2 separate regions of the Mus musculus genome follow, and region 1 is linked to region 2. Evidence: chromatin loops called from intact Hi-C (ENCODE). Cell type or tissue: heart. All regions are shown on one strand. Links, peaks and the distances in the headings refer to the core of each region. The heading gives the core; the rest is flanking DNA. Region 1 holds the start of Copb1 (coatomer protein complex, subunit beta 1). Region 2 holds the start of Rras2 (related RAS viral (r-ras) oncogene 2).

Region 1 (16,233 bases), core at 3,771-11,770, 130 kb before region 2:
GTCAGAATGGCTAAGATCAAAAATTCAGGTGACAGCAGATGCTGACGAGGATGTGGAGAAAGAGGAACACTCCTCCATTGTTAATGGGATTGCAAGCTTACAACCACTCTGGAAATAAGTGTGGTGGTTCCTCAGAAAATTGGACATAGTACTACCGGAGGATCCCGCAATACCTCTCCTGGGCATATATCCAGAAGATGTTCCAACTGGTAAGAAGAGCACATGCTCCACTATGTTCATAGTAGCCTTGTTTATAATAGCCAGAAGCTGGAAAGAACCCAGATGCCCCTCAACAGAGGAATGGATACAGAAAATATGGTACATTTACAGAATGGAGTACTACTCAGCTATTAAAAAGAATGAATTTATGAAATTCCTAGGAAAATGGATGGACCTGGAGGGCATCATCCCGAGTGAGGTAACCCAATCACAAAGAACTCACATGATATGTACTCACTGATAAGTGAATATTAGCCCAGAAACTTAGAATACCCAAGATATAAGATACAAATTGTGAAACACATGAAACTCAAGAAGAACAAAGACCAAAGTGTTTGCCCCTTCTTAGAACTGGGAACAAACCACCCATAGAAGGAGTTTCAGAGACAAAGTTTGGAGCTGAGACGAAAGGATGGACCATCTAAAGACTGCCATACCCGGAGATCCATTCCATAATCAGCCTCCAAAAGCTGACACCATTGCATACACTAGCAAGATTTTGCTGTAAGGGCCCTGATATAGCTGTCTCTTGTGAGACTATGCCAGAGCCTAGCAAACACAGAAGTGGATGCTCACAGTCAGCTATTGGATGGATCACAGGGCACCCAATGGAGGAGCTAGAGAAAGTACCCAAGGAGCTGGGGGGATCTGCATCCCTATAGGTGGAATAACAATATGAACTAACCAGTACCCCCTGGAGCTTGTGTCTCTAGCTGCATATGTATCAAAAGATAGCCTAGTCGGCCATCAGTGGAAAGAGAGGCCCATTGGTCGTGCAAACTTTATATGCCTCAGTAGAGGGGAACGCCAGGGCCAAGAAGTGGGTGTTGGTGGGTGGAGGAGTGGGTGGGGGAGGGTGTGGAGGACTTTTGGGATAGCATTGGAAATATAAATGAAATAAATACCTAATAAAAAGTATATTTTAAAAAAAGAAGCCCTTTTGTAGAAATACTATAGTTAAAAGAATTTGTGACACATTATAAGCTCAAAATTCACGATCTTTAAAATATTTTTCAAAAAGTCTCAATTGCTAAGACCCTTTTATAACTTCTTGAAGGGAAAAATGAATGAAAGGCAAAACCCTGTTTGCTTTATTAACAGTCTCTGATCATTAGTATTTGTGATGTCAGTATGTACTGGAAATAACCTCAGAACACTGTCTATAAAGCTTAGAACAGGCGACAGTACCATGTGGCTGTGTGTGGAGTTGCATCAAACACATGCAAAACACTAAAACTTCCTAATTTGCTGGACTTACAGTGTGTTGTGTAGGGAGGGAGGCTAAAGTTAATAACTTGTATCCTGTACCTCTTCTTCTATGCCTTTCTCTCTTTGTTGTTAAAAGATAAAAATTGTGTGCTTTTTTATCTGTTTCCTAAGTACAAGCTAGAACTCAAAGGATTAAAAAATGAGTGAACTTGGTTCTAAGGACAGTTTTAGTAGGGTTGGTTGTTGGTTTTTTTTTTTTTTTTTCTCACCCAGTATGTATGTGGTTTTAGTCTTAAGACACTGATTTTAAAATTTCAATCCACTTTGGAACTAGGAAAAAAATGACTTCAGTAAGAGCCCCTTGCTAACCCTGTTTGTAGGGGCGCACGTCCTCAATCCCAGCACTTGGAAGGCAGAGAGAGGCAAGTGGGTCTCTAGTGTGAGGCCAGCCAGGCTGACTGACACAAAGAAACCTTGTCTCAAAAGTCAGGAGGAAGAAAAAAGGCAATCACTGTGCAATTAAACCAGGAACTCTAGCGCTACAGGATAAAGGTTTGCTGCTGCTGACCGGCTGCTGGTCTAAGTCCAGTTTCAGTGAGACCCCTTCTCAAGCGAGTAAGTCAGGACGATGGAGCAGAGTGCCCAAGGTCTGGCCACCTACTAATATGTTCAAGTATGTGGACCTCATACAAAAGTTTTTCGCTTAAAGGACTTTACAGAGTTGGATGTGATCCTCTTTCTGTTTAGTCTGTTGTACTCAGTTACTCCATTTAGTCTGCTGGACAACTGAACAGTAAGATTCCCCGAGTCCTGTAACAAAGATATCATCTGGAATCTAAGCATCTTCACATGTAAATCTATGAGCTGGCACAATGAAAAAGAAAACTAGACGTCAGAACTCATGCTCTAAGCTCTTAGTGTTTGACCATTAAGCCATTGGAGCAAGTCTCTTTAGTCCTCAGCTTGTACACTTTTATAATCCTTGATATACAGAGTTTTTTACATTTAAGTAATTTGTGATTTGGAAAGTATTTGAAATAATATAGTTAAAAAGTGTAAAAAGTCTTATTAAAAATTATAAGAATTGGCAAAGCAACAGAAGAATTTGATATCAGTTAAGCTCCATGCTTTAAAGTGCAAAACCATTCATGTTGCCAGTGGCATGTTCAGGTGCAGGCCTAAAATGCTAGCTGTAAGTGACTCAGTCATGAAGAACCTGGAAGTTTAACGTAAGGACCACAACACTGTGGCCCTAAACTGCTGAGCTTCCTTGTTGCTAAACCTAATCTCTACACCTTGTTTGGTGTAATTTCTTTCTATCACCTCTCAGTAAGTCAAGTGATCTTGGAGAACTAGTAACTGCGTTTGTGATGATTCCATGTGAAAAAAGCTGAGTACACAAAAGAAACATGCTTGAATGCATCTCATTCTCAGAGAATTGTGCTGAATAAAGAAAGCTAATCTCAACAATTCTGTTGTATGATTCCATTTAAATGTCAGGATGGATAGATAGTTGCCCGGGTTAAAGTGGGCACCTGGCTGTGACAGCTGGTGGGCAGTAGGAGCGATCTCTGGTGGAACAGTTCTTTATCTGACTGTTGATCATCATACTGAACTAAACATATTGTTTAGAAGCAAGTACATAAGTGAGATTCTATAAACTGGTGAAGTCTCAGTGAGGAGACATGTCAGTTTCCTGCAAGACTTCCCGAGACAGAGGAACTGGGTGAAGAGTAGAGGGCTGTTAGAATCATGTTGTCTTACAATTACCTAGATTAAAAACATCTTTTAAGCATAAGCCAGACGTGATAGCGCTTGTTTGTAATTTTTTAATGTATTGGATGCTTTGAAAGAATAGCAAGAGGCCATTCTTTTTTTTTTGTTTGTTCTTTTGTTGTTATTTTGTTTTCTGGTTTTAGCCCTGGCTGTCCTGGAACTCACTCTGTAGACCAGGCTGGCCTCCATCTCAGAAATCTGCCTGCCTCTCCCTCCTAAGTGCTGGGATTAAAGGCATGTTGTACCACCGCTGACTGGCCGAGACCATTCTTTTTTTTTTTTTTTAAAGATTTATTTATTATTTTATGTAAATACACTGTAGCTGTCTTCACACACTCCAGAAGAGGGAGTCAGATCTCATTACGGATGGTTGTGAGCCACCATGTGGTTGCTGGGATTTGAACTCTGGACCTTTGGAAGAGCAGTCGGGTGCTCTTACCCACTGAGCCATCTCACCAGCCCGGCCGAGACCATTCTTAAATAAAGAGTAGAAATGATAGCGCTTGTTTGTAATCCCAGCACTTGGGAGGCTAAGGCAGGAGAGGAGTAGATTGGGAGTTGGCCAGCCTGGGCAGTAAGACTAAAATCAAAATTCCGAGAGGTAGCTGTTCTCTGTGCTGGAAATATGTAGCCTCTGGTATATTTTGAGTGGTGGGGATTTGTTTTTTAAACCCAATGTTTCCAGAAAAGAGAATTGTTAGAATAGCTGCATTCCAGGTAAATGAGAAAACAGTTTGTATTCTGTATCCTGCAAGTGAGGTTAGCAGGTTTTGTATACACAGTATGTGTATCCATGTTGTAATCCCAACTCCTCAGAAACTGAAGATCACCTTTCAAGACCAGTCTGGCAATCATACTTAAATTTTTTAATGTATTGGATGCTTTGAAAGAATAGCAAGAGGCCATTCTTTTTTTTGTTTGTTCTTCTGTTGTTATTTTGTTTTCTGGTTTTAGCCCTGGCTGTCTTGGAACTCACTCGTAGACCAGGCTGGCCTCCATCTCAGAAATCTGCCTGCCTCTGCCTCCTAAGTGCTGGGATTAAAGGCATGTGCCACCACTGACTGGCCGAGACCATTCTTAAATAAAGAGTAGAAATGATAGTTGTCAGACAACTTCTGATACTCCAATAACTCCAGTTAACTGAATAAAGTCAGATTCAGGTCACCAGAGGTGTTAAGCCCTCAAGTGTATTTTCATATAACCTAGTCATCTTATTAAGGTCTCTGAAATCATCTGCCTAAGAATTGGTTGTTTCCAGTTTATAAGTGAAAGGAAGAAGAAAGTCTGCAGGACTTTTCTGTTTCTCTTTTGTACAGTTTAGTTCCTGGGAAGACAATTCCTAAGGAACTGCTAACTGACCACAGCGCTTAAGTCAGCTCCCAACTCGCTGGGAAAACTAAAATACTTGTTTACACTGCTGCAGAAACCAACTCTGAGAGAGGAAGAAGACAACACACTTCCAGGGCGCAGCTCAGGGCGGAAGAGGCTTGTCCTTTCTGGGTCTCCGTACAGGCTCTGTAGCTGCATCCTTGCTGGTCTCCCCGCCCCCTTCCACGTCAGCCAAGGACTTGGTGGAGCCGTCGCGGCAGCGGCTGTCCGGACCGGTAGTCGGCGGTCCCACGGTTCCCTCCCGGCCTCCGCCCCTCGGAGCCAGGTAGCGACCTGGGCCCCCGAGCCGCGGGGTTGCGGCGGTCGCGCGGGGTCAGCGAGCCACCGGATGGGGAGATGCCGGGCGCTTGACTAGGCCGCGGCGACGGGCGGTGGGGGCGGGGAGCTGGGCCGCGGTCCCCTGGGCGGTGGGACAGGGGTCTGCGCCGCCTGAGGCCTGACCCTGCATAGACAGAGGCCGGTGAGGGGCGGCCGGGATTCCCACGGGGGACCCGCCACAGCCGAGGAGTCCCAAGGTTCTGCAGCGTCTTCGCTCGCGGGCCGCCCTCCTGGAGCAGATCCGACTGTGTTAGGTTGGCAATCACGGCCCCGTGACGTGGTGCTCCGGGTTGTCACTGTGGTGTGGACCTCGACTCCACAGCTTTGCACACCCTGGGTCGGGGAGTGGACGGGTACGGGGACTGAGTGATTGTCACTAGAGTTCACGGAAGGAGAAGGTGGGGAGAGCTCTACAGGTCGTCCGAAGTCACACGCGAAGAACTTCAGGCAGTTTAGAAGATCACGACTGATTTGCGGAATTTGTCTCCCTTTTTTTTTTTTTTTTCTAATGATGTTTGTATTCATTTTTGTAGATTTTCCTGGCACCTTTCGTCCTTTTCATCTTGTATTGGGTTGATTATAAACAGAAACCATGACGGCAGCCGAGAACGTGTGCTATACGTTAATTAACGTGCCAATGGATTCAGAACCCCCTTCGGAAATCAGCTTAAAAAATGACCTGGGTAAATAGTTTCTTAACTCAAATAGGAATTATTTTAATTGATAGATTAAAAACGTAAAAGATGGACAAATTAATATGGTGTTTTTTAATACATATCTATATGGTCTGATATTTAAATCCTGTCAAATATAATTATCTCAAACATTCATCTTTTCTTCATAGTGAAAACATTTCACATTCTTTCATAGAGATTTTTTTATTTTTTTGAGATTTTAAAAATATATATACAGTATATAGTTATTAATTGTAGTATACAGTGTCATACCTGAACTTTTTTATCTTGTACTCAGCAGCCATTGACCAATCCGCCTCTCCCAGCCTTCCTTCCTTCTTACTCTCCTAGGCTCTGTGAGCCACGGTCCTTTTTTTTTCTTTTTGTTTTCCTTTTTCCTTCTTAAATAAAGCCTTACTCTTTCCCTAGGTCAGCCTGGAACTCACTAATAGGCCAGGGCAGCCTCCAACTTATGTCAGGTCTTAGTTCAGCCTCCAAGGGTTACAGGTGCAGGCCACTATTCACCTTTTACTTTCAACTTCTCTGATGATGTAAGTTAATACTTCATAAAATGTTTCTACTCTCAACCTCCTTTCACCTGAGGAAGTTTCTTATTTATTATGTGTGTATGTGCACAAAAATGTGCTAGTCATGTATGTATAAAGTGAATTTATATGTGAGGCCAGGGGTAAACCTTAGGTGCCTCCCTCAATCATACTCCACCTTACTTGTTTTTTTTTAGACTTTGGATTTTTATAAGATTTATTTTTAATTGTGTATATGGGGAGGTGCCCGTGTGTGTAATGCTCAGGAAGGCCAGCTGTGTAGGCTCCTCCTGGAACTGGGAGCCACTCGATGTGGGTTCTCTGCAAGCGCATTATGTGCTGTTAGCCACTGAGCCGTTTCCAGTTCTCAGTCTTATTCTTTACTATTTATTAGTGGGAAGTGGGGAGACAAACATGCATAGCACCAGTGTAGGTGTCAGCTCTCTCCTACCATGTGGGTTTTAGGCATTGAACTCAGGTGGTCAAGCGTGGCAACAAGTGCCTTTTACCTGCTGAGCATGCTCAGTGGCTCCCTTCACATGCTTTTTAGACAAGGGATCTCTCACTGACCCTGAAGCTTGCTGACTTAACTAGACTAGCCGGCCAGCAAGTCCTAGCGATCCTCTTGTTTCCGCCTCCCCTTAACGCACTAAGGTTATAGGCGTGTGCTATGCCTGACTTTTACATGGGTGTAGAAATTGAACTCAGATCCTCAGTGCTTATGTGGCCAGCACTTTACTTACTGAGCCATCTCTCCAGACAACATTTTTTTTTTATTTGTCTTATTTTTTGAGTCAGGGTTTCTCTGTGTAACAGCACTGGCTCTCCTGGAACTCACCTTGTAAACCAGACTGGCCTTGAACTCAGAGATCTACCAGCCTCCTAAGTGCTGGGATTAAAGATGTGCTCCACTATGCCCCGCCCCATACAAAGAATACATTTTTAATCATACATTATGATAGTACAATTCAATCACAGACTAATTTGATGACCATAGGAAAACAAAAAACCTTGTAAGTATAGTAAAAGCATTGCAGCTCATACCATACAGTTTGAGATCTGAGCTGAGGTGCTTCAAACATTATTTGGTGTTATGTGTTATAATATAATGTAATGTAAACATGTCATGTGCTCAAAACCAAGACTGCATCAAAGTCATACAGTGCAACACAGGCAGATGTTACCAGAAATACTGGATTTTGAATTGTGTGGTGTGTGTGTGTGTGTGTGTGTGTGTGTGTGTGTGTGTGTATGTGCTTAGAAACTTTTTGCTGATGCCAAATTCTATGTTCAGTTGTGGTACCCCAAAATGAGTGACTCTCGGTGTAAGAAGCTAGGATTAGCGGCTGGATAGCAGTTAAGAGCACAAGCTTGTCTTCCAGAGGACCAGGGTTTAGTCCCTAGCACCCACGTGATTGCTTACAAACTGTAATTGTGGTTCCAGTGGATATGATGCCCTCTTCTGGTCTCCCAAGAGCACTACATGCATATGATCCACAGACACACATTCTGGGAGAGACACCAATACACACAAAATATAAAATAATTTTAAAGAAAGAAGGAGCTGGGATTAGGCCAGGAAGATGAGTCAGAAAGTGGAAACCTTTACCACCCAAGCATGACAACCTGAGTTAGGTCTCTGGAACTCATGATGGAGAGAAACTTAGCCTGAAAGTTGACCTCCGTGTCCATGCTGTAACATATGTGCCCATGCTTACTTACACATATAAACACAAGGTAGTTAAATTTTAAAAAGACAGCTTGAATCCAAGTAAATGTTGATAGTTGTAGTGAAAATTGAGAAATCAAAAGAGACTCATTTATATTTCACATTTGCTTATAGTTAAAAGTGCTTAATTTTTCTAGAGTTTTGCTAAATATTTTTTATAAGTTATGTATGCTTGTATGTGAATATGTGTACATTAGTGCAGGTCCTCTCGGTAAGAAGAAGGTATGTCTAATCCCCTGGAACTGGAGTTCTTGGTGGTTGTGTGCTGCCCGATGTGGGGGTTAGGGACAGAGCTCGGGACTTTTTTTTACGTACCTTAACCTGTAAGCCATTGATCTCCAGCCTCCCCTCTAGAATTTTTGAGAATGTCTTTAGTAGACCTTTTATCTTAAGAAAAAGGAATTTTTTTTCCCTTTAGACTTGTAGAATTGGTTTATAGAAATAGGATAATAGCCCAGCCTAATAAAGCTAAAGAAATAAAATCATTTAATTACTTGTTCTTCAAAACACTATAATTTCTTGCATAGTTTAATGTATGATACTTAAATATATCTGGCAATTTTCTGTAGGTAATAAGTCAGTATAAGCAAACAAATGAAGTTAATACAAAAGTAAACATGAACATCCCCTACATGTTTATATTTTCATCTTGAAAACATTTTTGCAAAAGAAACATATATGTTTGAAGTTTGAAAACTCATGCTCTGCTCCTTTAAAGTATATAAGGGCCATTATGTACTTGGAATTCCAACTGTTCAGAGGGCTGAAACAGTGGGTCACATTTTTAAAACTAGTCTGGGCAGCTTAGGCCCCTGTCCTGGTGAAGTGCTAGGGGCTATGGACATGTTAACTATATAGTACTTGCCAAGTACTCAGGAGGCTCTGAATTCAGTACACAGCACTAAGAAGGAAAGCGGTGTGCTGTGTGATTTTACAGGATGGGGTTGAGGCCAGGGCGTACTGTGTAGCCCTGCCTAGAGCTGGCCTTGAGCTGAGGATTGACCTGTTCTAACTTCTCATGTGCTAAGCTAGAAGGTACTCAGTGTCTGCTTCCCTGTGGTATAGCTCTAGGTTCAGGAGCTCTACGTTAACTCAGTTGGTTAGAGACCAGAAGTCTAATCCAGTACTATCAGATCATATATAAGGTATCTGAGATTCAGAGACAAAATAGAGTCACAGACATGTTGTTTGGATTTGTAACCTTGTTACCACAGCTGATAGTAAATTTAGTTTGTTTTATTTTAAACTATCTGAGGAACTTAGTTTTGAAATAATTGTGTTTGTTTTTGTTTTGTTTTGTTTTGTTTTGTTTTTTAATTATTGAATCAGAGAAAGGCGATGTGAAGTCAAAGACTGAAGCTTTGAAGAAAGTGATCATTATGATTCTGAATGGGGAAAAGCTTCCCGGACTCCTGATGACAATCATTCGCTTCGTGCTGCCTCTTCAGGATCACACCATCAAAAAGTTGCTCCTGGTCTTCTGGGAGATTGTTCCTAAAACAACTCCAGATGGAAGGCTCTTACATGAAATGATTCTTGTGTGTGATGCATACAGAAAGGTAAACCAAACCATAACTATTGGCTTTGTTGATTTGTAATTATAAAATTGCTGTAATAGATACTATTAGTTTTCAAAATTAAATGTTTGATGAAATGAAAAAAATTACAATACTTATTATTGAAGTTGTAAACTCAAAAGCTTAGACTGCCTGAAGCTGGGCCTAGCTGTTAATGCTGCCCAACATAAAAACCTAATATATTATCAAATACTTTTTGGTGGATTTGGGGGCGGATTTTTATTTGGTTTTGTTTTTCTTTGTAACTATTGCATAAGTCTCAGAGTAAACTTCGTAGATGACAACATCTTACCATAATATTAAAAGATTGGACATGCTTGTAAAATTTATTGTTTAAAAAATTATTTTGGGGCTAGAGAGATGGCTCAGTGGTTAAGAACACAGACTGCTTTTCCGAAGACCCTGAGTTCAAATCCCAGCAACCACATGGTAGCTTACAACCATCAGCAATGAGATCTGACACCCTCTTCTGATGTGTCTGAAGACAGCTACAGTGTACTTATATATAATAATAAATAAATCTTTGGGCCAGAGTGAGTGGGGCCAACCAGGGCGAGCAGAGGTCCTCAATTCAATCCCCAGCAACCACATGATGGCTCACAACCAACTAACTGTACAGCTACAGTGTACTCATATACATAAAAATTAATAAGTAAATCTTTAAAAAAATTATTTTGTTGCCTTTTCCAACATTTTCTGTGTATTTTATGTTATTAAAAGATAGTAGTGAAATGAGTAAAAATTGTTTTAATCAAGAGGAATCAGAAGGAAATCAGTAATCTAGGTCTTTTTCCTAAATCTAACTTTAACTTTTTTCAAATTAGAAATTTTACATTTAAAATTTGATTTTTATAAAACGTTGAAACTTAAGTCTGTGAGATGGCTCAGCAGGTAAAGAGAGTTTGACTCCCAGGATCCACTGATTCCTGCAAGTTGTCCTTTGACCTCCACGGTGTGTGTGAGTGTACACACACATGCATACACGAATAAGTAAATGTAAGGTTTTTTAAAGTTGAAACTCAACATTTCTTGCTGTAATTTTTATATCAGGATCTCCAGCACCCCAATGAGTTTATTCGTGGATCTACTCTTCGTTTCCTTTGCAAATTGAAGGAAGCAGAATTGCTGGAACCTTTAATGCCTGCTATCCGTGCGTGCTTGGAACATCGTCACAGCTATGTTAGGAGAAATGCTGTTTTGGCCATCTATACCATCTACAGGTAAGGGAGGATCTATACCATCTACAGGTAAGGGAGGATCTATACCATCTACAGGTAAGGGAGGATCCTCCTTTGCTTTACTTCTGTTTTCAGTGCTTTAGAGTAGAGGTTCCAGTGTGGTTGGTTACAGAATGTATGCACTTGTAGATATGTTTTACTAATCAATACAGTATTTTTTCTCTTACTGTCATTACATTGTTACCATGGAGAAGTCAAAAACGATCTGGCATCAGTGAGCCCTAGTTTCCGCATGACAACAGTCAGCTTGAATGGCACAGTGCCACTTAAGATTATTGTATGCTTTCTAGTTTAAGACCATAACCATTATTCCTAATTGTATTGCTGCAGTTCACTCAGTTCATTTATTCACTTGCTAAAGGCATTACAATTTTTTACCTTGTTTAAAATTCTCATTTTGAACAGTGTGGGTCTTGTCTTACAGGCTATAAAGAAGTATGCTTTTAGTGAAAAGAGCTGTGATTCTTAACTGATTCTTAACAGCAGTTGATAATTTGCTGGGCCAGTGGTGTGTCGTCTAAGTTCAGCTTCTAGGGAAACCTAAGTCAGGAGGATGATGGGTTTGAGGCCAGTCTGAGCAACTTAATGAGTCTCTAAGTAGAAAAGGGTTGGGGATGTGGCTCAGTGGGTATTTGTTTAGCAGGAACAAGGCTTTGGGACAGTCATTAGAGTAAAGTAATAAAGCTGGAGATGTGGAAATTTAAAACAATTGTGAAGTTCAGAGGAGGCTAGATTACTAAATTGCTAAATCATGGCTGTCAGTCCATTTAGAAGTAGATTATGGGGCAGTGGTAGATAAAGCTCAGTAGCAGAGTCCTTGCCTAGAGTGTGTGAGCATGGATTCAGGTTGGAGTCCTAGCACTGCCACTTTAACTAGGATATATATTATTTTGTGTCTGTGTGTGCATGTACATGTTTATATGAGTGTGTGTGTGTGTGTGTGTGTGTGCTCAGGCCAGAGAACATTAGATATTGTTCCTCAGGCACCATCAACCTTTAACTTTGATGTGAGGACTCTCATTGTTGAGGAACTCACCAAGTATTCAGGCTGGCTGACCAGAGAGCCCCAGGTATCTTGTCTTCACCTTCTCAGCACTGGGATTACACCAGGCTGGCATCGAACACACAGAGATCCACATGCCTCTGCCTCCCAAGTAATAGAATTAAAGGCATGTACCATGGTACCCAGCTTGGCTTTTTTATTATTATTAAGATTTATTTATATATCTTATATATGAGTGCTCTGTCTTCATGAATACCAGGAAAATGGAACAGATCCCATTACAGATGGTTGTGAGCCACTATGTAGTTACTGGGAATTGCACTCAGGACCTCTGAAAGAGCATCCAGTGCTCTTAACTGCTGAGCCATCTCTTTGTCCCCTCCACTCCCCTTTTATAACCTAAGTTCTAGAACTTAGGTCTGCAAGTACTTTACCAGCTTTTATTTATATATATATATATATATATATATATATATATATATATATCTTCAGCCCCTGAAATATTTTTATAAGCATCTTTGTTCTTTAATATGTTACTTGGCTGAAACACAATTTTATTTATTTTAATGTTATGCTATAATGTTGACAGAAGTAATATTTTGTTGATAATGTATTGAATTCTTGAATGTTACCATAGGCACTATATAGTTTTTAAAATAATGTTGTTAGTAAATACGTTGCACAGATTATGAAAACAGACTGTTCCCTCAATACTTCTTAAGAAAGGTTGTAATATTGTAAAACTGACACTATGTTAACTTAATAGATGAAGTTTTAACCTATAGTTTCTTCTCCTGCTTCTAATAGATATAGAATTAAAAAAAAAAAAAAACGAAAGTATTGCATTCTAGAGTTTAAGTTTTAATGTTGGTAATGTCTGGAAAGTAACTGAAATAGGAAAGTGGGCATTTACTTAATATGAATGTTACCTATTTTGTCTAAAGAAATTTTGAACATCTTATACCTGATGCTCCTGAACTGATACATGATTTTCTTGTGAATGAGAAGGATGCAAGCTGCAAAAGAAATGCATTTATGATGCTAATTCACGCAGATCAGGTAAAGTACCTAAAAATACTTCCTTACTATAGTTAAACAAAAATGAAAACTAAGTCCTCGGCATGTTTTCTGTATTGTTTATTTTGTTTTGGTTTTTTGTTTTGTTTTATTTTGGGACAGGATTTCACTATGTAGCTCTGGCTGTCCTAGAACTCACTCTGTAGAGCAGGCTGGCATTGAGCTCACAGAAATCTACTTACCTCCACTTCCCACGTGCTAGGGTAAAAGGTGTGTGCCATGAAGCCTCACCTCAGCAGACAGCATGTTTTTAATTAGTAGGTTGATTTGGCGAACCTACGGTTTGAGGTCAATAGAGTAATGTCTAGTTAGCCAGGGCTACACAGAGAAACCCTGTCTTGAAAAACAAAGTATTGATGTTCTTACGGAAGAGATATTAAGGTCATGGTTCTCTGTGTACATTGCCTGATCATGAGAGTGCCTGGGAGATTTTTCTTCCAGGTCTCAGTAATAGAAACACAGCTATACTCTATTCACAGGTCTCAGTAATAGAAACACAGCTATACTCTATTCATTTGGAGTTTTGAGAAAGAATCTCCCTTTGTAGCTCTGCTGGCTTAAAACTTGCTATGTAGATCAGGTTGGCCTCAGATTTGCAGTGATCCTTGTGCCTCTGCGTCTCTGGTGCTGGGGCTACAGGCATAGGCCATCACACCTGATTAGAAAGAACATGCTTCAACAGCTGCTTTATTTCAATTACATGAATATTCTGAATCATTTAGGACTTAGGACTTTTTCCCTTGGCTTACCAGTTTAAAAAGACTCAGATCACACATACATGCCCAATTCTAGGAAGTGTTCTGATTTCCTGACATATATTTGTTTAGCTTCTTCCTTAATTTCTTTCACTTTTTTGTTTGTTTGTTTTAATATTTATTTATTATTATATGTAAGTACACTGTAGCTGTCTTTAGATACACCAGAAGAAGGTGTCAGATCCCATTACGGATGGTCATGAGCCCATGTGGTTGCTGGGAATTGAACTCAGAGCCTCTGAAGAACAGTCCGTGCTCTTAACTGCTGAGCCATCTCTCCAGCCCCATTTCTTTCACTTTTTTCCCTCAGTTAATTCTTTTTTGCCTCAGTTTCTTCATTAGTTTTATATCTGGGGAAAAGTGTGTGTGTGTGTGTGTGTGTCGTATTAATTCATTACACCAAATGAATATAAATATACTCTTTTTTTTTTTTTTTAGGATCGAGCTTTGGATTATTTAAGTACATGTATTGATCAAGTTCAGACATTTGGAGACATTCTACAGTTGGTTATTGTTGAACTAATTTATAAGGTAAGAATGATAATTTATACAAAAAAATCAGGATAGCTAAACCAATCCTATACAATAAAAGAACTTCTGAAGGTATCACCATCCCTAATTTCAAGCTGTATTACAGAGCTGTAGTAATAAATACCAAGCGGTTTTGGCATAAAAACAGACATGTTGATCAGTGAATCAAAGACCCAGTACATAAACCCACATACCTATGGATACCTGATTTTTGATAAAGAAACCAGAAATATACAATGAAAAAAGGAAGCATCTTCAACAAATGGTGCTGGTCTAACAGGATGTCTGCAAATAGATCCATCCATATCTTTCACCCTGCACAAAACTCAAGTCCATGTGTATCAAAGACCTCAACACAAAACCTCATATACAGATCCTGATAGAAGAGAAAGTGGAGAATAGCCTTAAATGCGTTGGCAAAGAGACTACTTCCTAAACAGAACACCAATAGTTCAGGCACTAAGATCAGTAATTAATAAATGGGACCTCATGAAACTGAAAAGTTTCTATAAGGCAAAGGAATATCAGAAACTTCACCAATTCCATATCTGACAGAGGACTAATATCCAAAATATATAAAGACCTCGAATAGACATAAACAAACCAAATAATCCAATTAAAAGGGGATGGGGATACAAATCTAAACAGAATTCTCAGCAGAGGAATCTCAAATGGCCGAGAAGTCCTTAAAGAAATGTTCAACATCTGTAGCCATTAGGGAAATGCAAATCAAAGCAACTACAAGATTCTTACACCTGTCAAAATGACTAAGATCAAAAATAAAAGCTTATGCTGGGAGGATGTGGAGCAAGGAACAGTCATCCACTGCTAGTGGGACTGTAAACTTGTACAGCCACTTTGGAAATCAGTATGGCAGTTTCTCAGAAAATTGGAAATTGTTCTACCTCGAGACCCAGCTATATCACACTCCTGGGCATACACCTAAAGATCACTCCATTCTACCACAAGGGCACTTACCCGACTATGTTCATATCAGCCTTTTTCATAATAGCTAGAAACTGGAAACAACCTACATGTCCCTTAACTAAAGAATGGATAAAAAACAAAAAGAACATTAATTCAGTGGACTACTACTCAACTGTTAGAAACCATTACATTGGGCTAGAGAAATGGTTCAATGGTTAGGAGTACTGACTGTTCTTCCAAAGGTCCTGAGTTCAAATCCCAGCAGCCACATGGTGGCTCACAACCATCTATAATGGGATCCAATATCTGGTGTGTCTGAAGACAGCTACAGTGTACTCATATAAATAAAATAAATAAATCTTTTTTTCTTAAAAAAAAAAAAGGAAAAGAAACAATTATATCATGAAATTTCCAAGCAAATGTATGAAACTAGAAAAAAAAAATCATCCTGAGTGAGGTTACCCAGACCCAAAAACATGAGCATGGTGTGTACTAACTTATAAGTGGATATTAACTGTAAAGTAAAGGTTAACCATGCTACAATCCATAAACCAAGAGAGAGGCTAAGTAACAAGGAGGACTTTAGGGAGGTTGCAGGGATCTCTTTGGGAAGGGGAAATAGAATAGATTTCTCTGATGTACTAGGGGCAGGTGGGGTTGAGAACAGGATGGATCAGGTGGGAGGTGGGGTAAAAATACTGAGAGGAAACTACTGGATTTGGGTGACATTTCAGGTAGGAAAGGTAGGAACCTAGTGCAACATGGAATCTTATCAGATTAACTAGCAAAAACTCCTAGTAATGGTGGACAGAGAGCCTGAACCAGCCATCTTGGTTCTATAACCAAGAAAAGCCTCAAATGGATAGATTGGGCTTCCACTCCAACCACAAAACCTTTGACCTACAGTGTGTCCTGCTTGCAGAGTGTTCTGTAACCCTACCATAATCATCATCAGAGAGACTTTATCTAGCAACTGATGGGAGCAGATGCTGGGTCCCACAGCCAGACTATTAGAGGGAGCTCTGGGAGGTGGAATCAGAGGGGTCAGGGACAGTACAAGAACACAGAATCAACTGACTGTGACTCATGGGGACTGGCAGAGATCAGGGAGCCTGTAGGGGTCTGACCTAGGTCCTTTGTATATATGCTATGGCTGGGTAGCTTGGTGTTGTGGGGAGACTCTGAATAGTAGGAGTGGGGCCTATTTCTGACTGTTGCCTCTTTCTGGGACCCTTTCTCTCCTACTGGGTTTTGTTGTCCAGCCTT
Region 2 (16,233 bases), core at 4,761-12,760:
GTAGACCAGGCTGGCCTTGAACTCAGAAATCCACCTGCTGCTGCCTCCCAAGTGCTGGGAATAAAGGCATGTGCCACAACCGCCTGGCTTGTTTTTGTGTTTTAAAACTATTTTTGTCTATGCACATGCCATATGTGTGCAGGTGCCTGTGGAGTCTGGAAGAGGGCATAGGACATAGGATCCCTTGGGACTGGAATCACAGGCAGTGATGTGGGTTCTGGGAATCAAACTTGGGTCCTCTGCAAGAGCAGCAACTGTTCTTTTTTTTTTTTTTTTTTTTTTTTTTTTTGCATTTTTTTTTAATTAGGTATTTAGCTCATTTACATTTCCAATGCTATACCAAAAGTCCCCCTTACCCACCCACCCCCACTCCCCTACCCACCCACTCCCCCCCTTTGGCCCTGGTGTTCCCCTGTACCGGGGCACACAAAGTCTGCGTGTCCAATGGGCCTCTCTTTCCAGTGATGGCCGACTAGGCCATCTTTTGATACATATGCAGCTAGAGTCAAGAGCTCAGGGGTACTGGTTAGTTCATAATGTTGTTCCACCTATAGGGTTGAAGATCCCTTTAGCTCCTTGGGTACTTTCTCTAGCTCCTCCATTGGGAGCCCTGTGATCCATCCATTAGCTGACTGTGAGCATCCACTTCTGTGTTTGCTAGGCCCCGGCATAGTCTCACAAGAGACAGCTACATCTGGGTCCTTTCAGTAAAATCTTGCTAGTGTATGCAATGGTGTCAGCATTTGGAAGCTGATTATGGGGTGGATCCCTGGATATGGCAGTCTCTACATGGTCCATCCTTTCATCTCAGCTCCATACTTTGTTTCTGTAACTCCTTCCATGGGTGTTTTGTTCCCACTTCTAAGGAGGGGCATAGTGTCCACACTTCAGTCTTCATTTTTCTTGAGTTTCATGTGTTTAGGAAATTGTATCTTATATCGTGGGTATCCTAGGTTTTGGGCTAGTATCCACTTATCAGTGAGTACATATTGTGTGAGTTCCTTTGTGATTGTGTTACCTCACTCAGGATGATGCTCTCCAGGTCCATCCATTTGGCTAGGAATTTCATAAATTCATTCTTTTTAATAGCTGAGTAGTACTCCATTGTGTAGATGTACCACATTTTCTGTATCCATTCCTCTGTTGAGGGGCATCTGGGTTCTTTCCAGTTTCTGGCTATTATAAATAAGGCTGCTATGAACATAGTGGAGCATGTGTCCTTCTTACCAGTTGGGGCTTCTTCTGGATATATGCCCAGGAGAGGTATTGCTGGATCCTCCGGTAGTACTATGTCCAATTTTCTGAGGAACCGCCAGACTGATTTCCAGAGTGGTTGTACAAGCCTGCAATCCCACCAACAATGGAGGAGTGTTCCTCTTTCTCCACATCCTCGCCAGCATCTGCTGTCACCTGAATTTTTGATCTTAGCCATTCTCACTGGTGTGAGGTGGAATCTCAGGGTTGTTTTGATTTGCATTTCCCTGATGATTAAGGATGTTGAACATTTTTTCAGGTGCTTCTCTGCCATTCGGTATTCCTCAGGTGAGAATTCTTTGTTCAGTTCTGAGCCCCATTTTTTAAGGGGGTTATTTGATTTTCTGAGGTCCACCTTCTTGAGTTCTTTATATATGTTGGATATTAGTCCCCTATCTGATTTAGGATAGGTAAAGATCCTTTCCCAGTCTGTTGGTGGTCTTTTTGTCTTATAGACAGTGTCTTTTGCCTTGCAGAAACTTTGGAGTTTCATTAGGTCCCATTTGTCAATTCTCGATCTTACAGCACAAGCCATTGCTGTTCTGTTCAGGAATTTTTCCCCTGTGCCCATATCTTCAAGGCTTTTCCCCACTTTCTCCTCTATAAGTTTCAGTGTCTCTGGTTTTATGTGAAGTTCCTTGATCCACTTAGATTTGACCTTAGTACAAGGAGATAAGTATGGATCGATTCGCATTCTTCTACATGATAACAACCAGTTGTGCCAGCACCAATTGTTGAAAATGCTGTCTTTCTTCCACTGGATGGTTTTGGCTCCCTTGTCGAAGATCAAGTGACCATAGGTGTGTGGGTTCATTTCTGGGTCTTCAATTCTATTCCATTGGTCCACTTGTCTGTCTCTATACCAGTACCATGCAGTTTTTATCACAATTGCTCTGTAGTAAAGCTTTAGGTCAGGCATGGTGATTCCACCAGAGGTTCTTTTATCCTTGAGAAGAGTTTTTGCTATCCTCGGTTTTTTGTTATTCCAGATGAATTTGCAAATTGCTCCTTCTAATTCGTTGAAGAATTGAGTTGGAATTTTAATGGGGATTGCATTGAATCTGTAGATTGCTTTTGGCAAGATAGCCATTTTTACAATGTTGGTCCTGCCAATCCATGAGCATGGGAGATCTTTCCATCTTCTGAGATCTTCTTTAATTTCTTTCTTCAGGGACTTGAAGTTTTTATCATACAGATCTTTCACTTCCTTCGTTAGAGTCACGCCGAGATATTTTATATTATTTGTGGCTATTGAGAAGGGTGTTGTTTCCCTAATTTCTTTCTCAGCCTGTTTATTCTTTGTGTAGAGAAAGGCCATTGACTTGTTTGAGTTAATTTTATATCCAGCTACTTCACCGAAGCTGTTTATCAGGTTTAGGAGTTCTCCGTTGGAATTTTTAGGGTCACTTATATATACTATCATATCATCTGCAAAAAGTGATATTTTGACTTCCTCTTTTCCAATTTGTATCCCCTTGATCTCCTTTTGTTGTCGAATTGCTCTGGCTAATACTTCAAGTACTATGTTGAAAAGGTAGGGAGAAAGTGGGCAGCCTTGTCTAGTCCCTGATTTTAGTGGGATTGCTTCCAGCTTCTCTCCATTTACTTTGATGTTGGCTACTGGTTTGCTGTAGATTGCTTTTATCATGTTTAGGTATTGGCCTTGAATTCCTGATCTCTCCAGAACTTTTATCATGAATGGGTGTTGGATCTTGTCAAATGCTTTTTCTGCATCTAACGAGATGATCATGTGGTTTTTGTCTTTGAGTTTGTTTATATAATGGATTACATTGATGGATTTTCGTATATTAAACCATCCCTGCATCCCTGGAATAAAACCTACTTGGTCAGGATGGATGATTGCTTTAATGTGTTCTTGGATTCGGTTAGCGAGAATTTTATTAAGAATTTTTGCATCGATGTTCATAAGAGAAATTGGTCTGAAGTTCTCTATCTTTGTTGGATCTTTCTGTGGTTTAGGTATCAGAGTAATAGTGGCTTCATAAAATGAGTTGGGTAGAATACCTTCTACTTCTATCTTGTGAAAAAGTTTGTGCAGAACTGGAGTTAGATCTTCTTTGAAGGTCTGATAGAACTCTGCACTAAACCCGTCTGGTCCTGGGCTTTTTTTGGCTGGGAGACTATTAATAACTGCTTCTATTTCTTTAGGGGATATGGGACTGTTTAGAAGGTCAACTTGATCCTGATTCAACTTTGGTACCTGGTATCTATCCAGAAATTTGTCCATTTCGTCCAGGTTTTCCAGTTTTGTTGAGTATAGCCTTTTGTAGAAGGATCTGATGGTGTTTTGGATTTCTTCAGGATCTGTTGTTATGTCTCCCTTTTCATTTCTGATTTTGTTAATTAGGATTTTGTCCCTGTGCCCTTTAGTGAGTCTAGCTAAGGGTTTATCTATCTTGTTGATTTTCTCAAAGAACCAACTCCTCGTTTGGTTAATTCTTTGAATAGTTCTTCTTGTTTCCACTTGGTTGATTTCACCCCTGAGTTTGATTATTTCCTGCCGTCTACTCCTCTTGGGTGAATTTGCTTCCTTTTTTTCTAGAGCTTTTAGATGTGTTGTCAAGCTGCTTGTATGTGCTCTCTCCCGTTTTTTCTTGAAGGCACTCATAGCTATGAGTTTCCCTCTTAGAAATGCTTTCATTGTGTCCCAAAGGTTTGGGTACGTTGTGGCTTCATTTTCATTAAACTCTAAAAAGTCTTTAATTTCTTTCTTTATTCCTTCCTTGACCAAGGTATCATTGAGAAGAGTGTTGTTCAGTTTCCATGTGAATGTTGGCTTTCTGTTATTTATTTTGTTATTGAAGATCAGCCTTAGTGCATGGTGATCTGATAGGATACATGGGACAATTTCAATATTTTTGAATCTGTTGAGGCCTGATTTGTGACCTATTATGTGGTCAATTTTGGAGAAGGTACCATGAGGTGCTGAGAAGAAGGTATATCCTTTTGTTTTAGGATAAAATGTTCTGTAGATATCTGTCAGATCCATTTGTTTCATCACTTCTGTTAGTTTCAGTGTGTCCCTGTTTAGTTTCTGTTTCCATGATCTGTCCATTGGTGAAAGTGGTGTGTTGAAGTCTCCCACTATTATTGTGTGAGGCGCAATGTGTGCTTTGAGCTTTACTAAAGTTTCTTTAGTGAATGTGGCTGCTCTTGTATTTGGAGCATAGATATTCAGAATTGAGAGTTCCTCTTGGAGGATTTTACCTTTGATGAGAATGAAGTGTCCCTCCTTGTCTTTTTTGATGACTTTGGGTTGGAAGTCAATCTTATCAGATATTAGGATGGCTACTCCTGCTTGTTTCTTCATACCATTTGCTTGGAAAATTGTTTTCCAGCCTTTCATTCTGAGGTAGTGTCTATCTTTTTCTCTGAGATGAGTTTCCTGTAAGCAGCAAAATGTTGGGTCTTGTTTGTGTAGCCAGTTTGTTAGTCTATGTCTTTTTATTGGCGAGTTGAGACCATTGATGTTAAGAGATATTAAGGAAAAGTAATTGTTGCTTCCTGTTATTTTAGTTGTTAAAGGTGGCATTCTGTTCTTGTGGCTGTCTTCTTTTAGGTTTGTTGAGGGATTACCTTCTTGTTTTTTCTAGGGCGTTGTTCCCGTTCTTGTATTGGTTTTTTTCTGTTATTATCCTTTGAAGGGCTGGATTCGTGGAGAGATAATGCGTGAATTTGGTTTTGTCGTGGAATACTTTGGTTTCTCCCTCTATGATAATTGAGAGTTTGGCTGGGTATAGTAGCCTGGGCTGCAGTTTGTGTTCTCTTAGTGTCTGTATAACATCTGTCCAGGTTCTTCTGGCTTTCATAGTCTCTGGTGAAAAATCTGGTGTAATTCTGATAGGCTTGCCTTTATATGTTACTTGACCTTTTTCCCTTACTGCTTTTAGTATTCTATCTTTATTTAGTGCATTTGATGTTCTGATTATTATGTGTCGGGGGGAATTTCTTTTCTGGTCCAGTCTATTTGGAGTTCTGTAGGCTTCTTGTATGTTCATATGCATCTCATTCTTTAGATTTGGGAAGTTTTCTTCAATAATTTTGTTGAAGATGTTTGCTGGACCTTTGAGTTGAAAATCTTCATTCTCATCCACTCCTATTATCCGTACGTTTGGTCTTCTTATTGTGTCCTGGATTTCCTGGATATTTTGAGTTAGGATCTTTTTGCATTTTCCATTTTCTTTGATTGTTGTGCCGATGTTCTCTATGGAATCTTCTGCACCTGAGATTCTCTCTTCCATCTCTTGTATTCTGTTGCTGATGCTCAAATCTATGGTTCCAGATTTCTTTCCTAGGGTTTCTATCTCTAGTGTTGCCTCGCTTTGAGTTTTCTTTATTGTGTCTACTTCCCTTTTTAGGTCTAGTATGGTTTTGTTCATTTCCATCACCTGTTTGTATGTTTTTTCCTCTTTTTCTGTAAGGACTTCTACCTGTTTGATTGTGTTTTCCTGTTTTTCTTTAAGGACTTGTAACTCTTTAGCAGTGTTCTCCTGTATTTCTTTAAGTGATTTATTAAAGTCCTTCTTGATGTCCTCTACCATCATCATGAGATATGCTTTTAAATCTAGGTCTAGGTTCTCAGGTGTGTTGGGGTTCCCTGGACTGGGCGAAGTGGGTGTGCTGGGTTCTGGTGATGGTGAGTGGTCTTGGTTCCTGTTAGTAAGATTCCTCCGTTTACCTTTCGCCATCTGGTAATCTCTGGAGTTAGTAGTTATAGTTGACTCTGTTTAGAGATTGTTCTTCTGGTGATTCTGTTACCGTCTATCAGCAGACCTGGGAGACAGATTCTCTCCTCTGAGTTTCAGTGCTCAGAGCACTCTCTGCTGGCAAGCTCTCTTACAGGGAAGGTGCGCAGATATCTTGTATTTGGACCTCCTCCTGGCCGAAGAAGAAGGCCCAAAACAGGACCTTTCTCAGACACTGTGTTGCTTTGGCAGTTCCCAGGTGGTACAGACTCTCACTTAAGCAGACTAAATTCCTAAGTTCCTTGGAGTCCCGGGACCAAGATGGCGACCGCTGCTGCTGTGGCTTAGGCCGCCTCCCCAGCCGGGTGGGCACCTGTCCTCCGGTCCGGAAGGTGGCCGGCTGTCCCCGGCCCACACAGGGTGCTGCCTCAGCGCCTCTGTGCTTCTGCCTGTTCCAGAAGCTGTCAGGTTCTCTGGCGCACCCTCTCACCTGTTCAGACTAATTTCCTAAGTTCGGCGGGTCTCGGACCAAGATCGCAGCAACTGTTCTTAACCTCTGATCTCTGACCCCTACCTCTTTTTATTTTTTGTGACAGGGTCTCACTATGCAGACCTAGCTGTCCTAGAACTCAAGATGTGGAGCAGGCCGGCCTTAAATTCACAGAGACTCACCTACCCACCTCTGCTTCCTGAATGCTGGGATTAAAGGCATGTACCACCATACTTCATATTTTTCAGTGTTTTTTTTTTAAGATTTATTTATTTATTTATTTTATGTGTATATGAGTACACTGTCACTGTCTTCAGACACACCAGAAGAGGGCATTAGATCCCATTACAGATGGTTGTGAGCTACCATGTGGTTGCTGGGAATTGAACTCATGACCTTTGGAAGAACAGCCAGTGCTCTTAACCCCTAAGCCAACTCTCCAGCCATTTCTGTGTTTTTAAATTAAATTTACAAGATGGATACAAAGTAATAGGTAAGCTTCATTATGGCATTTCCATACACATGCACTATGACGCTTCATTCAAATTTGCCCCTCCCCTATACTGCCCTCCCAGGACCCTCCTCCTTCTCTCTGGCTGGTTCCCTTCTGGATTCAGGGGCACTTTTGTTTGGTATGTATACACAGCCATCTCATGGTAATCAATTTTCACTTGACTCCCAGGAGAGAGTTAAAAACTGTGTGGTCTTTTACGCTGTGGCCTCGGAAGCCATTCTGTATCTCCCCTACTGTATTCTACTGGCTTCATTCAGGGCACGAAGTGTTCAAGAACTGGAGGGCATATTGTAAAACCACCATGCTTAGCCCACACTGTATTAAGCACTGCGTTTCTTTGTGTATATATGTGTTTGGGTGGGATGTCTGCTCGGCAGTGAAGGAACTGTGGAGGGCAGAGAACAAGTGTTGGGGGTTGCTTTTCTCCCTGCCTGTGGGTCCCAAAGATCAGGTCGGTAGGCTTGCGGGTGCGCCATCCACTGGCTCGGGCCCTTATTTGAGAGCTTATTTGGAAGCTGAGGCACAGAGCTTAAGTTCCCATCGCTATGCCATTAGCAAAGCAGGCAGGATTTGAACCAGTGTACCCTCTGAGAAGACCACAGCCTCCATCTTACGTGGCCTCTATAGAGATATCCCTACCACATCCAAGTCACACACAGTGAGTTTCTATTTATATCTGCAAGCTTGTAAACTCCCCCGAGAACGTTCAAAACCACACAACAGAATGTGTCCTTTTGCCATCTCTGGCTTCTGCATATCATGGTTTTCTTTTCTCTCTTTCATTCTTCCTATCTTTTCAGACTAGGTCTCACTCTTCCAGCCCTGGCCTGGAACTCACTATGTAGGTCAGGCTGGCCTTGAACTCTTTGAGCTTCCAGAATACTGGAACTAAAGGCGTGGGTTACCACACACGGCTCAGCTTGGTTTTCTTTCCCTGGAATACTTTTCTCCCATTCACTCATCTGTTTACAAGATTATTCCTCGGGTCTTTGGGAAAACCTTCTCTGACTAGCCAGCTCTGGGGTAAGTGCACCTTGGACCTCAGTGCTGAGCAGCTGTTGTTCTTACAATTATGTCTCACAAGGTGCCTATTGTCCCGGCTGCCTCCTCCTCTGGACTCTAAGGGCAAGGGCCTGATCATGTTCGTAGAAGCTGTGCTAGCAAGGAACACGCTCCTCCTAAAAAACATGTCACCAACCTGCAAATTTCTCACGACCCTCATACACAATTATCACACATTTTTTCACACATAGACATAGGAACAAAGATGTTACGCCCCAGATCTGTCCACATGCACTGTGGCCCCGTGCAAGCTCAATCACTACCCACTCTCTCACTGTCACTAGACTATCATATGTTCAGGTACCGCTACAGGTCTCATTTTCTTCAATCGCTGCCTTATACTTTTTTTTTTTTTAAACAAATACAGTCACCATCTGCATTCCGAAAACAGGGTATGGAGTTGAGTGAATATGACAACAGTTCTATTTTTCATCCACGCCATCACAGGCTGTTTCTTTCATGAACACGATCCCTGATTTATGCAATCACTGTCACCGCCGTCCATCTTCCCGGTTTCTTCCTTCTCCTCCCGGTGCTCTGAGGGCAGGTCTGCAGGGTCTGCTGCCTAGGGCGCTCCAGAGTCTCCGCCTGGGCGGGCGCGGCCTAGCCCCGCCCCCTCATGCATATGTAGTACCCCAGCCCAGCGGCCCGGCCCCCAGACGGCCATTTGTAGCGGTGCCGAAGGCTGCGTTCGGCTGCGCTGCAGATCCGCGAAGAAGAGCGCGCTCCCTGGCCGCTGCGTCCTCTGCCCTGGAGCCTTCCCGGCTCTCCAGCGTCTCGGGCAACTCCCAGCCGGTCCGAGGGATAGCGCTCCGCGGCCCTCCAGGCCACTCACGGACCCCGCGCGCTCTACCGCCTGTAACCCAGCCGGCCGCACTCGTCCCCGGAGCCGGGCCTAGGGCGCGCGGCGGCCGGGCTGGGCTCGGGGCGTCCCGATGGCCGCGGCCGGCTGGCGCGACGGCTCCGGCCAGGAGAAGTACCGGCTCGTGGTGGTCGGCGGTGGCGGCGTGGGCAAGTCGGCGCTCACCATCCAGTTCATCCAGGTGCCTGGAGACGGCCTGCGGGGTGGCGGCGGCGGCGGGGTGGCGCTACCTGTGGCCGCGGCGACCCCGCCCGGGGCGCGCGGGTGCGGGGCTCCGGCGCGTGCGGTGCGCGCGGGTGCGGTTTGCGCGGGGCCAGGGCGCGCGGCTGCGAGGGCAGGAACAGTGAGGAGTCGGCGCTGCGCTCCTGCCCTGCGGCCACGGCGCCGCGCTACTGCCCGCCAGGCGCCCGGCGCGGCGTCCGGGGAGTCGGGCTTCTCAGGAATGTGGCCCGGAGGGCGGAGCTGGCCGGGTGGGAAGCGCAGTTCCACCTTATCACTGCGGTCAGGGCGGGAGCCCGCGGGTTGCAGCCGCGCCGCGGTGCCGGGCTTCCTGCCCTGAGGGCCGGAGTGGGGACCCCGCGCCTGCCTCGGTGGCAGCGCTGGCCCGGGCTACTTGGCGGCGGCTTCGCGCCGCCGGCTCCCAATAGTGTTTTCTCTTTGTGTGTGTTTGAGCTTCTCTTACAAGTAGTCTGTTTGGTGGTACGTCCGGGTGGGAGTGTTTGATCGTGCCCTAGGGAAATAATGGCTTCGAGGAAGTTAAAAATGTGCTTTGATAGGGGCGAGACCATTTCCTTGGAATTCCCGGTGCCTGCCTGCTTCGCGCTTAGGTGAAGTTTGGGGTGAGCCCCGCTAGGAGGGGACGAGTATGAGTTGTGTGTTGCACCCTTCTCCCCCCCCCCCCCTATTTTCTGTTTGCTGGAGGAGGAAAGTCGGGTTGTGGCAAAGAAAAGGAAGGTGAAATTTGTCTTTAGATTTTATTCTAGGTTAAGACGCCCGAGTGATTTTCCTTTCTCTTCTTTTTGATTTTTAAAAGCAAATGCAGATCTCCTTGCTTTTGTCACCCTGAAAGGCGTGGCATATGTTGGGAAGAGAGCGCAGGTACCCTGCTAAGTAACAAAGGTATTTTTACTGTATTAAAGAGGACGGGTAGCAAAATGTTTTTGTGTGTGTGTGTGTTTGTTTTGTTTCACCCATTTGTTGAATTGATAGAGTTAAATAGCTTATTTTATTTCGATGTAACTGTGGTGTTTATAGTGTTATTAAGACGCACAGTTCCATAACCTAAATGATAATTTTCACATCGCGTGAATGAACAGTAGCTGCTCCTGTAGTAATTCATGGAATTAAAAAAGTGCTGCTCAACTTTTGTATTCAGAGAGGATGCTTATGTCATGAGCGTTGACAGTATGCTCAGTGGCGGTGGCAGCGGCAGCGGCTGCAATGGTGGGGGGCGTTGGTTTATGTTTACCAGTCTTCAGTCTGGCTTTTTGGCAGTTGTTATTTGCCTGGGACCAAAAGAGACTTAAGTGGCTGACAGCAAAACAAGTCACAGCTAAGTCTCCCTGGTGGCTGGTTTTGGAGGGAACCAAGAAGGCAGAGGATGGTCCTGGGTCCCAGAACCGGTGGATAACATTACTTAGATTTAAGTCAGAAGCATTTAAGTTTTTGAGGGAAGGACTATCTGAATATGATTGTTTCCACAAGTTAGGGTATTTGCGAAATAGTTTAAAAAACCCTTACACTCCAGGTGATTACTGTCTTCCTCAGGACCTTCTCGAATTCATTTGTTGACGACTTTGTGAGTAGTCTGGTATCTAGAGGCTCAAAAATGAGGTCAAGTAAAGACATGCATGGCCATGATGTATGCAGATAAGGACCTTTGAATTCTACAGACTTGAATATGTGCCTTTGGTTTATTGGCTATGAAAACACCCAAGTAGCTTTTCTGTGCCTCAACTTTCTTACTAGTTAAATAGCTCTCAGTACATGTCCTTTATAACTTTTGCATTATGAGAAAGATCTTCGAGTTGTGTTGAACATGCAATGTGTACTGTGTTGATAATAGTCACTTTAGTAAGTGTGAGAGATGAGACCTTTAGATGCAAGGGGATTTGAAGAAGTCAGTGTTGGAAGGCTTCAAAGATGCACTGTGGGGCTGGGGATGTAGCTCAGCGTAGAGTGGTTTGTCCAGTGTGTGGAAAGCTCTGCCTTCGAGCCCTAGTGCCAGAAAAAGAGCACTGTGTCTTATCAGGGGTTGTGTGAGTGGAAATGTGATGGATCTGGGGAGCCACAGGCCAGATTAGAAAGAGGAGGCCGATGTGTGGGGAGCTGGGAGTGGGAGAGGCATATGTGACTTGGGGCTTTTGGGGCTGGTGAAACAGGAACATAGGCTCTGAGGTTGACTTGGTGAGGAGGAAGGAGGCACAACACAGCACCTGTGTGGAGACCCAGCCATTCCCCTGAGTTTGATGTTGGGTAAGTTACTGAACCTGCCTGTGCTCCGGCTTTCAGTCATCTGTAAGCTGGGGTAATAAAATTATACAGCTGTAGAAATCAAATGGATTCACATCAAGGGCTTGGGACAAGGTGTAGGTCTACAAAGGCTACCTCCATTACTCTGCCACTCTTAGATTAAGTAACTAAAGCTGCAGTCTATCATCTACATCAGCACACACTTATAAACACACCCGCACCGACTCGGAAACATACATACCACACTCACAGTGCCCCCTCCCCATAAAAGGGGGGTGTGTATTTAGATGGCATTTCAGTTTTTGTTCCCCCTCCCAACCCTGACCGTTCTCCACCACCTCACCCGGTGTTAGGGGTCAAACCCAGGACTTTGGCAGTGGTTTAACCTCGGCATATCCTTTTAACACTTAATTTTATTTGTTTTTTTAGATTGAATCTTGCTAAGGTTCTAAGAATAGTCTTAAGTTCTGTAGCCCAGGCTAGCCTTCAGCATCTCAGTTAGCTAGGATTACCGGTATGTATCTAGCTTGGCTGCTCATACTTTTTTTATTTTTAAAAAACCATTGTACATTCTATTTGTGAATAGAATACCTAAGTGGTGAGTAGCCTCTGGTTAGGACATGATTTTGACATAGAGTGGGAGGCAGAGAGTTGGGAGTCTCAGCTTCTTCCAGACTAGATAACTGGAGGTTTCTGCCTCTCCCATTTTTTCCTTTAGGGCTTTGAGTTGTTTCCTGTGAAACACTGAGTTTCATTGAACAGATCTCTGGCTCTTTGTAATTCTACAGTTCTTCTGTGTTCTGACTCGCTGGTATCTTTGGTCTAGTTTCTTAGGTTTTCTAGGTCTCAATTTCCCATCTGTAAAGGGAGAGTAACAGAGGGCTTAGGGTTTTTGGAGTAAATAAAATGCCGGCAAATCAAACCAGGCAGCACAGCCAAGGCTGGGTAAGTCAGTGACCACCTTATTTGTGGCGATTTGGTATCTTGATGTTCTTCCAAAACAAAATTTGTAGTTTTTCCTCAATCCATAATGTAGTCCATTATTTTCAGGCTTCGCCCTTTCCACCTACACCAGGAGGTACTTAGACGGTGAGTATTGATTTCATTAGAGTTGGGAAAACGTTATTAATTTGGGATTGATTTTTAAGAAATGATGGCATAGCTTAGTGGTAGTTCTGTTACCGGTGCATTTAGGGTCAAAGCCTGGCCTCTGTCACCCCAGACAAGCCAGGCTCTGCCAGTTGTCCCTGACACACCAATTAAAGAGACATGTAATGGTGAAAAGCAGAGAAAGTACATTTATTGAAGATGGCAGTGGGAAGAGGAACAAATCAAGGGGACTGGTGATCCCTGTGTCATCTTTGGGGTACTGCCATGACGTTTGGGTTTAAATGGAAGGAAAGAGGCATGCATAACTAAACAGACTGGGTCAAGATGTGGTCCTGCCCATCCTAACTTCAGTTCTAATCTGTCCTTTAAGGTGATCTGGTCAGTTGTCAGAATTGTGTGAAGTCTCATCTTGGATTCATGCCGCTCTTCTGGCTGACACCAGGCTTCAGCCTTTCTCTTCCTCCAGCGTGAGATTTTTGGAGGAAGCTTTAATTCTTTGAGGTCCGTTGTTCCAATAGTTGGATGGCACAAAAGTTACTCTCTCTGCTCTCCTGTCCACATAGTTTTAGCAATATGTGTCTAGCATTTTCCAGGCCCTGGGTTCAGTTCTCAGTTACAGAAAACCAAGACATGGACAACAACACAAAAATTGTAATCATTAAGTTTTGGGGGTTAATGGTTCTTTGGCAGCTCTGAGAAGAGGCTGTCTGTGTTCCCATGGATTTAAAGACATATGTTACCCCGTTGCTGTTCTTTTAGAATCCTAACTTTTTACTTAATCTGTTGGTCAGATTTTTGAGCTGTTTAGGGGTTTGGTGGTCTCAGGTTGTAGCCCAGGCTAGCTTGGATGGAACTTGAGGTTGTCTTGCCTCAGCCCCATGAGTGTTTTGATTACAGGCTTGTGCTCAGCTTGTGTTTCTTAGTCTTGTTTTTCTTGTTTGTTTGTTTGTTTTCCTTTGAGACAGGGTTTCTCTGTGAAGCCCTGGCTATCCTGGCACTTACTCTGTAGACCAGGCTGGCCTCAAACTCAGAGATCCGCCTGTCTCTGCCTCCCAAATGCTGGGATTAAAGGCGTACATCACCACTGCCCAGCTTGTTTCTTATTCTTGAACATTCATCTTAAGATCTTGTTAGCTAGGACAGCTGCCTCAAAAATTGTTTCTTCCTAGATGTTGCCTTTTGAGGAAGGCATTTTCCATGTCCTATCCTAGATAGATTTGGAGTCCTGTTTTTGTGTCAGTAATTACTTGATCCACGTTCCAAGGCTGGGCCTTTAACATCAATGCTGTTCTCTTGCTGCATCTTGGAGACACTGTAGTTAGAAGTTAGACACCGAAGAGCAGGTGAGATGGCTCAGTGAGGAAAGGCCTGCCTATCTCTGGAACCCACATAATGGAAGGAGAGAACCAACCCTTGATCATTGTCCTCTTAACCTGTGTGTGCTAATTTGATTTTTTTTTTCCTTTAAAGATAAGGTCTCTGTGTAGCCCTGGCTATCCTGGAACTCACTATCTAGACCAGGCTGGCTTTGAACTCTCAGAGATCAGCCTGCCTCCCAAGTGCTGGGATTAAAGATGTGTACCATTACACCCAGCCAACTTTTAAGATTTTAAACTTTATGTAATTAACTATTTTGAGATAGGCTCTTACAGCCTGGGCTGGTCTCAGACTTGCTGTCTGTCTGAGGAGGACTTTGAACTTGTGCTGCATTCCCCTCCAGTGTGCACCAGCATGGCAGTGTCTTCTTAGTGAGTGCACTGTATTTGGTGGTTAGAGGACAATTGATACCTACTTACTTGATTACCTATATGTTTACCTATAGGCTCAACAATCCTGTAGAAATTTGAAGGTACATTTTGAGCATCATGGGAATGGCACATGTACAAGGCTATGATAGGTGCAGTCAATTGCACGAATTGGAAACCACCTACACAGAGGAACAATGGACTAAACAGTGATGTGTTCCCCAGGGAAACACAGCTACAAGAATGATTGAGAGCGGTCCCAGTGAACTGTGGGGTGTTTCCTCAACATAGATTAAGAGGCAGCGTGGTAGAACACACTGTTAATCCTAGCACTTGAGAGGCAGAGGCATAGGCAGTTAGATCTCTGTGAGTTTGAGGTTAGTCTGGTCTGTATAGTGAGTTCTAGGTCAGCTAGGGCTACTACATAAGGAGATCATGATTCCCTGTGAGCCCCCCCCCCCAACCTTCCCCTTATGACATGGGGCTGGGATCACTCAGTGGTTAAGAGCATTGGCTGCTCTTTCATAGACCTAGATTTAAGTCCTGGGACCCATGTGGTGGCTCATAACTGTCTGTAACTCCAGTTCCAGGAAGTCTGACTGCCTTCCTGGCCTTTCCAAGCACCGTGTATGTAATGGTGCACAGATGTATATACAGGAAGATACTGATACACATAAAAAATTCAAAAAAAGTTCAGAAGTAACTCCTGCGGGCTGACGGGACAACAGCTCGGTAGGTAAAGCGTTTGTCATGCACGTGTGTGGACAAACATGTTGGTGGATTCTGGGCATCTGAGCCCTCAGGAGCAAGCTGCCTGGCTAGAGTAGATGAATCCCTGAGCTCTGGGTCGAAGGAAAAGACCCTGCCCCAAAGTATAAGGAGGAGAGCGATTAAGGATTAAGCGATTACTCACCTTCAGCCTCTGGCCTCCACACGTGGGTTATGCACACTTCCACACTCTTGTGCACCTCCATGCATATATGTACATTACATACACATTAAGAAAAAACCCTCCTGTTATATAAATGAAGGAAAAACGCAGAAAATAAATTTGTATTTGCTCGTGGGGACAAAACCAAAACAACACAGGGATGCTTGAGAGACTGATGAGGGAGGAGGGATGAACTGGAAGTGGTGGTGGGAACAGGGACAGGGACCCTTTTTGGAATCATGTTAATGTTTTATCCACTCGGTATGTAAGTAGCAAAGAGTAAGTAAGGCAGTCAAGCAATGAAGGAAAAGGGGCATCTTGAGGGGTACAGCCAGGCGTGGGCAGTGTACACCTGTGATCCCAGCACTTGGGAAGTAGAGCTAGGACGGTCTGCTGTCTACGGCCAGTGTGGGCTATGTGAGATCTTGTCCCAAGAAACAAAGACGATGGGCTACAGATAAACAAATGAACTAATTGGTCAGCATAGCAACAAACATTGAAAAGACCAGGGGAAATGCTTCAGGTAACTTTTGAACCCAGTGTTTGGACTGTATCCTCAGGTTAGAGAGGGACTTGAAGCAAACATTGAACTCTGGTTGCTAGGCTCTGCCCCTCCCTACCCCTCCCTGTCTCCTTCAGCTTCTGCCCCCCTCCCTTTCCTCCCTCCCTCCTTTTCTTTCTCTCATAGGCATTGGTCTACAGTTTGTGGCACTTTTGAATACTAATATTAGCAAATAAGAAAATGTAATTTGGAAACTAGGGGCCATTGTCTCACTGCTGGAGAGGAGGCTGTAGAATCGGCAAGGGCAAAGGTTAGCCTGAACTCACAAGGTAAAAAGTTGACACAGAAATGTGTATGCATCTGAGTCCCTTGCTGAGCACCTTTCCAGCTCCATTGAGGGCTGTAGAAATGGTGGACCACTAACATCCAGAGTGCCAGATGGAACTTCAGAGAGACATCTGATTCCAGGGCTGGGGTCAGAAAATGCAAGGAGAGCTTGGAATGTCCTGCAGTATAAGGAATTATTCTAAAAAAAACCCCAAAATGATGAGAACTTCTCTGAGAAAGACAAGCAAGCCTGGAAGA

The links. Peaks named below come from ENCODE experiments on the same cell type or tissue, not always from the same donor. Only the 100,000 strongest peaks of a DNase experiment are listed, where the experiment ranks them.
Region 1: it touches region 2 in a loop (2.4-fold over the local background); 1 of 42 quality-filtered maps calls a loop at or near these places.

Annotation. Positions count from the first base shown.
Region 1 is chr7:114,243,231-114,259,463 of GRCm38, reverse strand. It overlaps Copb1 (coatomer protein complex, subunit beta 1), which reads left to right and starts at 4,784. Exons shown (of 22, transcript NM_033370.3): 1 at 4,784-4,858; 2 at 5,445-5,594; 3 at 9,189-9,418; 4 at 10,487-10,656; 5 at 12,622-12,736; 6 at 13,948-14,040. The coding sequence starts at 5,504. In heart, for the core only: CTCF peaks have their summits at 4,815 and 7,594 (motif pointing left); DNase peaks (open chromatin) are centred at 4,743 and 5,163; H3K4me3 peaks cover 1,504 bases; H3K27ac peaks cover 1,273 bases.
Region 2 is chr7:114,110,232-114,126,464 of GRCm38, reverse strand. Rras2 (related RAS viral (r-ras) oncogene 2) reads left to right here and starts at 8,684. Exons shown (of 6, transcript NM_025846.2): 1 at 8,684-9,069. The coding sequence starts at 8,962. In heart, for the core only: CTCF peaks have their summits at 8,706 and 9,324; DNase peaks (open chromatin) are centred at 8,684 and 9,324; H3K4me3 peaks cover 3,343 bases; H3K27ac peaks cover 2,391 bases.